Regions from separate parts of the Homo sapiens genome. Here region 2 is linked to region 1. A link is an interaction called in ENCODE POLR2A ChIA-PET data of the cell type or tissue named here. Cell type or tissue: HepG2. All regions are shown on one strand. Each heading gives the region's core, and the rest is flanking DNA. Links, peaks and the distances in the headings are about the cores only.

What was found. ChIA-PET counts read pairs that join two places held together with the same protein. Peaks named below come from ENCODE experiments on the same cell type or tissue, not always from the same donor. Only the 100,000 strongest peaks of a DNase experiment are listed, where the experiment ranks them.
Region 2: POLR2A ChIA-PET joins it to region 1 with 12 read pairs; 3 of 35 experiments call an interaction of 5 or more read pairs at or near these places.

The regions. Positions count from the first base shown.
Region 1 is chr1:9,248,692-9,251,592 of GRCh38, forward strand. All of the region lies in intron 3 of H6PD (hexose-6-phosphate dehydrogenase/glucose 1-dehydrogenase), which reads left to right. Among named protein-coding and RNA genes, the nearest start is that of H6PD, 15 kb to the left of the region's middle. RefSeq lists enhancers at 1-742, 743-1,666, 2,591-2,901. In HepG2, for the core only: a CTCF peak has its summit at 1,538 (motif pointing left); DNase peaks (open chromatin) are centred at 890, 1,190, 1,560 and 1,930; H3K4me3 peaks cover 1,568 bases.
Region 2 is chr1:9,170,804-9,173,704 of GRCh38, forward strand. All of the region lies in intron 1 of MIR34AHG (MIR34A host gene), which reads right to left. Among named protein-coding and RNA genes, the nearest start is that of LNCTAM34A, 10 kb to the right of the region's middle. In HepG2, for the core only: no CTCF peak of the experiment used is centred there; a DNase peak (open chromatin) is centred at 1,508.

The DNA.
Region 1 (2,901 bases), core at 153-2,652:
GTGGGGGGTGGGCGGGAGGCCAGGCAGGACTTCCCAAGCCAGGCCTTGAAGGACATTGCTGGGTTCGAGAAGGCACTGGGTTTCTCTACTTCAGAACCCACAGCAGAAAAGAGGCCCTACCCCCTGCAGTGAGCCTTCATGGGTCTCAGGGAATCGTCCTCCAGCCCTTCCAAATTTCCCTCCCAGTCCTCAGCCAGGGCGCTGGCCGTGGGTTGCCCCCCGTGCCTGTCTGTGCCTGATCTCCCAGCAGGCACGTGTGCTGGGCCTATGCCTGCTTCATCTTCAGAGAAGTGAGCTGCACCTGGTGCAGAGAGCCTAGAGCAGAATTGGAGGGGGTCCTGCCCCTGCTGAAGCCAGCGGGCCGGCGCTTGCCCTTCTCTACCTGGACTTGGCCCCATCCCCAGCGAGGCTGGGAGACTCCTCTCCCCTTTCTGGCAACTCCTTCCTATCTCCGCCCTGGGCTGGGGAAGAGCCATGATGTCTGGAGTTACCTGTTGGTACTGTTGCCTCTTAGTTCTTCCAGCCCTCCCACCCTGTTTCCTTCTTGGTATGTGGTGTCATTTGTGGGTTGTTTGTAGGTCCCATGGAGCCAGGGACCAGGCAGATTGCAGGCCCGATTATCCTAGCAAAGGTACTTTTGGATTTTGAAGAAAGAAACACGGAAGATATGAAAGACAGACAGGTGGAGCTCTGGGCAGGTCTGTTTGCCGGGACAGTCTGAGGATGTTGGGTTTGAACAGCAACACAACAGCCTGGGCTGGCTGTCCTCAAGGTCCAGGAGGGAGAGGCACCTGGAGCCCTGTTGTCACAGCTGCAGGGACTAAAGGAGGCCCAGCCTTGCCTGCCATATGGGGCTCTAGGGGAGGGTCCGCCGCTCCTAAGCTCCAGAGTCCAAGGCCTTTAGTACAGCTGGGCCCTGTACCTTCAGCCCAGGGGCAAAGGGAGCCTCAGCGCAGGACAGGCAGTGGGAGATCCACTAGTCCTGGAGGCTTGCAGCCTGTCGCGGTGAGACCAGAGTGGGGCTAGTTCAGTCCACGTTCCTTGTCAGAGGTGGCCAGCAGGACTGCAACTGTCCTGGGGTTTGGCCCTCACTGGTTGGCTTGTTTACCTGCCATTTACAAACAGGTCCTTGATAGCTCGTAGCAGGGAGGGACAGCCTGCTGCTGAGCCCAGCCCCCCAGCAAGTGGGCCTTGGACACAGGGTGCTTTGGCAACAGAATGAGCTTGCTTGCTGCCTCTCTCAATTTTGTGTGCCTGCGTGCCAGGGGACACATTCTTTCTGCATTCCAGGAAGGTGGCCTGGTACAGCCCTGCTGGCCCAAGCACTGCTCTGTGCTGTCCTCTCTGAGTCCTGCTTTGGAGCCAGTCCTTCAGGGGCCTCCCACCTGTGGTTCAGACTGGAAAGAGGGGACAGGCACCGCAGACCTGCAGCACACCCCAGCATGGCCAGGAGCCCTGTGCCCAGCACAGCAAGGCCTAGGCTGCCACTGCTGTCCCGGGTGAGGGCGGGAAACAGGCAGGAGTAAATGCTGCCTCCTACTGGAGCTTGGTGGACTTGGCAGGCGAGTGCTGCTGCAGTGGGGCTCAGCATGGGCAGAATGTTTCCAAGGCAGGATTCGGAGCCCGCGGTCTGACTGCTAATCAGAGGGGTCAAAGTGCACGGCAGGCCATTCTCCCCCACTCCCCACCCCACACACACCGCAGGCCATTCTCCCCCACTCCCTACCCCACACACACCGCAGGCCATTCTCCCCCACTCCCCACCCTACACACACCGCAGGCCATTCTCCCCCACTCCCCACCCCACACACACCACAGGCCATTCTCTCCCACTCCCCACCCCACACATACCACAGGCCATTCTCCCTCACTCCCTACCCTGTCCTCTGCCCTGCCAAGGGTTCTGGTGGATCCCAGCTGCTCTCCACCCCTGCAGTGGTGCAACCCTAGCTGACTCCTAGGCAGGAGTGGCACCTGCGTAACCGAAGCCAGCACCCTGAGTGCTGGGAAGGGAGGGGCTGCAAGCCAGGCCTGGGAAATGGAGCATTCCCGGTCCAGAGCTGCTGCAGGCCCCGGGAAAGGGACTTCTGAGCTGCAAGGTCGTTTGGATGTCTTCCCCCACCCGCATCACACACATCTAAGTGGGTGGAAGCCGGCTTCCCCGGCTCCCTCCCCTCCATCCTCCATGCTGGGTGAGTGTTGTTTTTTTTTCCTGCTGCAGCCTCTGGCCCAGAGGAGTTTGCTGCAGAGTCAAGGCTGCTGCACAGGCCGGAGGGGGTGGGGAGGAGGAAAGGAAGACGCGATCTGGTTCCCAGCTCCCTCTCAGCCTGACCTGGGGTGCTCCTCCTGTGCGTCCCAGTCCGTGAGCCCCTGAGAGTCACAGCCCCCCTGGGTACCCTGGCTGGGGTCTCGAAGCAGCATGGGCCATAAAAGGAGAGTCACTGAGCCTCCTTCATCCCAGAGATGACCCTGGCTGGCCCTCATCATGGCATCGGGAGGGCTCTGCAGACAGGCGGGCCCATGTGATTAATGGGCTGTGTTCAGCTGTCTGGGTCCGGCTGCCTTTTCTGTCGGGAGTGCTGGAATTGGAACTGAGGTCTTGGCACCTCAGAGCCTGAGCCTCTAACCACTGAGCTCCACAGCCTCCCCAGCTGGCCAGGCCCTCAGCAGTTGGCCTCCCTGCTGGAACGCACTCAGGGCCAGTCTCCTTGCTGCCCTAGTTTCCCCTCTGTGTAGAAGGCCTGCTGTTGTTGTTGTTGTTGTTGTTGTTGTTGTTGTTGTTAGAAAGAAGGAGGGAGACTTCCTGAGGACATCACTGCTGGGAGGGTCCCTGTCCTGACATGGGGGAAAGGAGCCTGATGCTTGCCCACCTCTGAGGGCTGGAGTGACCGTTCAGTGCCT
Region 2 (2,901 bases), core at 308-2,807, 78 kb before region 1:
TGGTCAGGCTGGTCTCGAACTCCTGACCTCAGGTGATCCACCCACCTCGGCCTCCCAAAGTGCTGAGATTACAGGCGTGAGCTACCGTGCCCGGCCAAGTACACCTAATTCATAAGTTGACAATGATTTGGACTTTTCACAAGGTTATTTGGCAAGTTGGCTGCTTGCAACTAGGAATGCCACGCCCCAAAGTCACAATACCATAAGTGTGGCAGGTTTGTAGGCTCAGCCAGGACAGTCCATTGTACTGTGGGACCTCAGATATCCAGCAACATGGGGCATCATCCCCTCGTGGGTCAGGGTGCCTCACTTCACTTATTCCCCCTTGGCACCTAGCATGATGGGGAGCCAGGGCCAATACCTGGATAACCAGTGAATGAATGAAAGGATGAGAAGTAATCCAAAAACAGCAGCAATAGCAATATCAACAGCGGCCCCACTACGCGTCAGGCACTGTTCTTCATTCTTTTACTGCGTCACTCATTGCAGTGGACTGAAAAACACCCTGGAGAGATAGCCACATCAAATCCCTGCAACCAGAGCATGTGGGTCTTTGCGGAGCTGATTAAGATTATGAGATGAGACCATCTTGGATGATCTGGGTGAGCCCGAAGACAGGTGTCCTTAGAAACAGAGGCAGAAGGAAATTTAAGACAGTCAGAAGAGGAGAAGACACAGACACACAGAGAAGGCCACTGAAAGAGGCAGAGACTGGAGTGATGCAGCCACCAGCCCAGGAATGCTGGGACAGTCACCAAAGCTAAAGAGAGACAAGGGAGGCTTCTTCCCTAGAGCCTCCAGTGGGAGTATGGCCCTGCTGGATTTCAGATTTCTGGCCTCCAGAACTGTGAGAGAATAATTTAAGCCATCCAGCAGCCACAGGAAATTATTATACTCCTGGAGTCACGAATAAGCTCATTCACAACTGCAATGGGGTTGTTACAGAGAGACAGGGTAGGAAAGCAGCCTCTGGGCTGGGCACGGTGGCTTATGCCTGTAATCACAGCACTTTGGTGGCTCATGCCTGTAATCACAGCACGTTGAGAGGCTGAGGTGAGTGGATCGCTTGAGCCCAGGAGTTCAAGACCAGCCTGGGCAACATGGCGAAACCCATCTCTACAAAAAAAAAAAAAAATTAGCCAGGCATGGTGGCACATGCCTATAGTCCCAGCTACTTGGGAGGCTAAAGTGGGAGGACGGCTTGAGTCTGGGAAGTCAAGGCTACAGTAAGCCATGATCACCCCACTGCACTCCAGCCTGAGCAACAAAGCAAGACACTGTCTTAAAAAAAAGAAAGTCTCTGAGCAGCTCAAACTCCTGCGCTCAAGTTCCTGTCCCTCCTCAGAACATACTGTTACCCTCAACATGGTGTTTTGTTAATATCTCATATTCTGTTAATCAATACTCTCCTTGGATAAACACTCACTCCACTCCCAACTTCACAGCTGAAATTCAATATCAAGTAAATAGCACAACTAAAGCTAAGCTAAAGGAAAGTGATGAATCAAAGCAATGCTTTGTTTCCAAATGACCTCTGGCCCCTCATTCTGACATTGGGGTGAGGCCCAGCTTGCCCTTGAACTCCACTGTATGAACTCATTTTTTATTTTTTTTTCACAGAGTCTCACTCTGTCGCCCAGGCTGGAGTGCAGTGGCATGATCTTGGCTCACTGCAATCTCCGCCTCCCAGGTTCAAGCAATTCTGCCCCAGCCTTCCGAGTAGCTGGGATTACAGGTGCACGCCACCACGCCTGGCTAATTTTTGTATTTTTAGTAGAGATGGGGTTTCACCATGTTGGCCAGGCTGGTCTCGAACTCGTGACCTCAGATGATCCACCTGCCTCAGCCTCCCAAAAGTGCTGGGATTACAGGCACGACCCACCATATCCAGCCTGAAGAAGCCTCCCTTGTCTCTTTTTACCTTTGGTGGCTGTCCCAGCATTCCTGGGCTGGCTGCATCACTCCAGTCTCTGCCTCTGTCTTTCAGTGGCCTTCTCTGTGTGTCTGTGTTTTCTCCTCTTCTGACTGTCTTAAATTTCCTTCTGCCTCTGTTTCTAAGGACACCTGTCTTAGGGCTCACCCAGATCATCCAAGATGGTCTTATTTCAAAATCTTAACCTAAATAGGAATGAGGGTTCCTGACCCCACAGTAATTTAGAAGCAGCAACTTGGAAGGGAGGGAAAGGTTTGCTGAAATCAGATTCACCGGCAAGAACAAGGAAAGACAAGTGAGAGAAAGAGAACAAGAGAAGAAATGGAAATTCTATAAACCACATTCGTGACACTTAAAAAAGCCCTGCCACCTGAGGCCAGGTAAAATTGTGTTTATTCTGTTTTAAGAAGAGGGAAGCATGAATTATATTCTGGAAAGACTTCCAACCAAAAACGAAACAATTGAAAAGTGCCGGTACAGGGAGGAATTTTTTTTTTTTTTTTTTTTTTGAGGCAGGGTCCCGCTCTGTCACCCAGGAGGGAGTGCAGTGGCACAGTCATGGCTCACTGCAGCCTCAACCTCCAGGGCTCAAATAATCCTCCTGCTTCATCTTTTTTGATTTTTTTGTAGAGACAGTGTTTCGCCGTGTTGCCCAGGCTGGTCTCGAACTCCTGGGCTCAAGCAATCCTCCCTCCTCAGCCTCCCAAAGTGCTGGGATTACAGGCATGAGGCACCGCACCCAGCCAGGATGAATCTTTAGCTGTCTAAAACACTTGCTGGGTGCGGTGGCTCACGCCTGTAATCCCAACATTTTGGGAGACTAAGGCAGGTGGGTCACTTGAGGTCACGAGTTCAAGACCAGCCTGGCCAACATGGTCAAACCTCGTTTCTACTAAAAATACAAAAATTAGCCAGGCGTGGTGGCATGCACCTGTAATCCCAGCCACTTGCAAGGCTGAGGCAGGAGA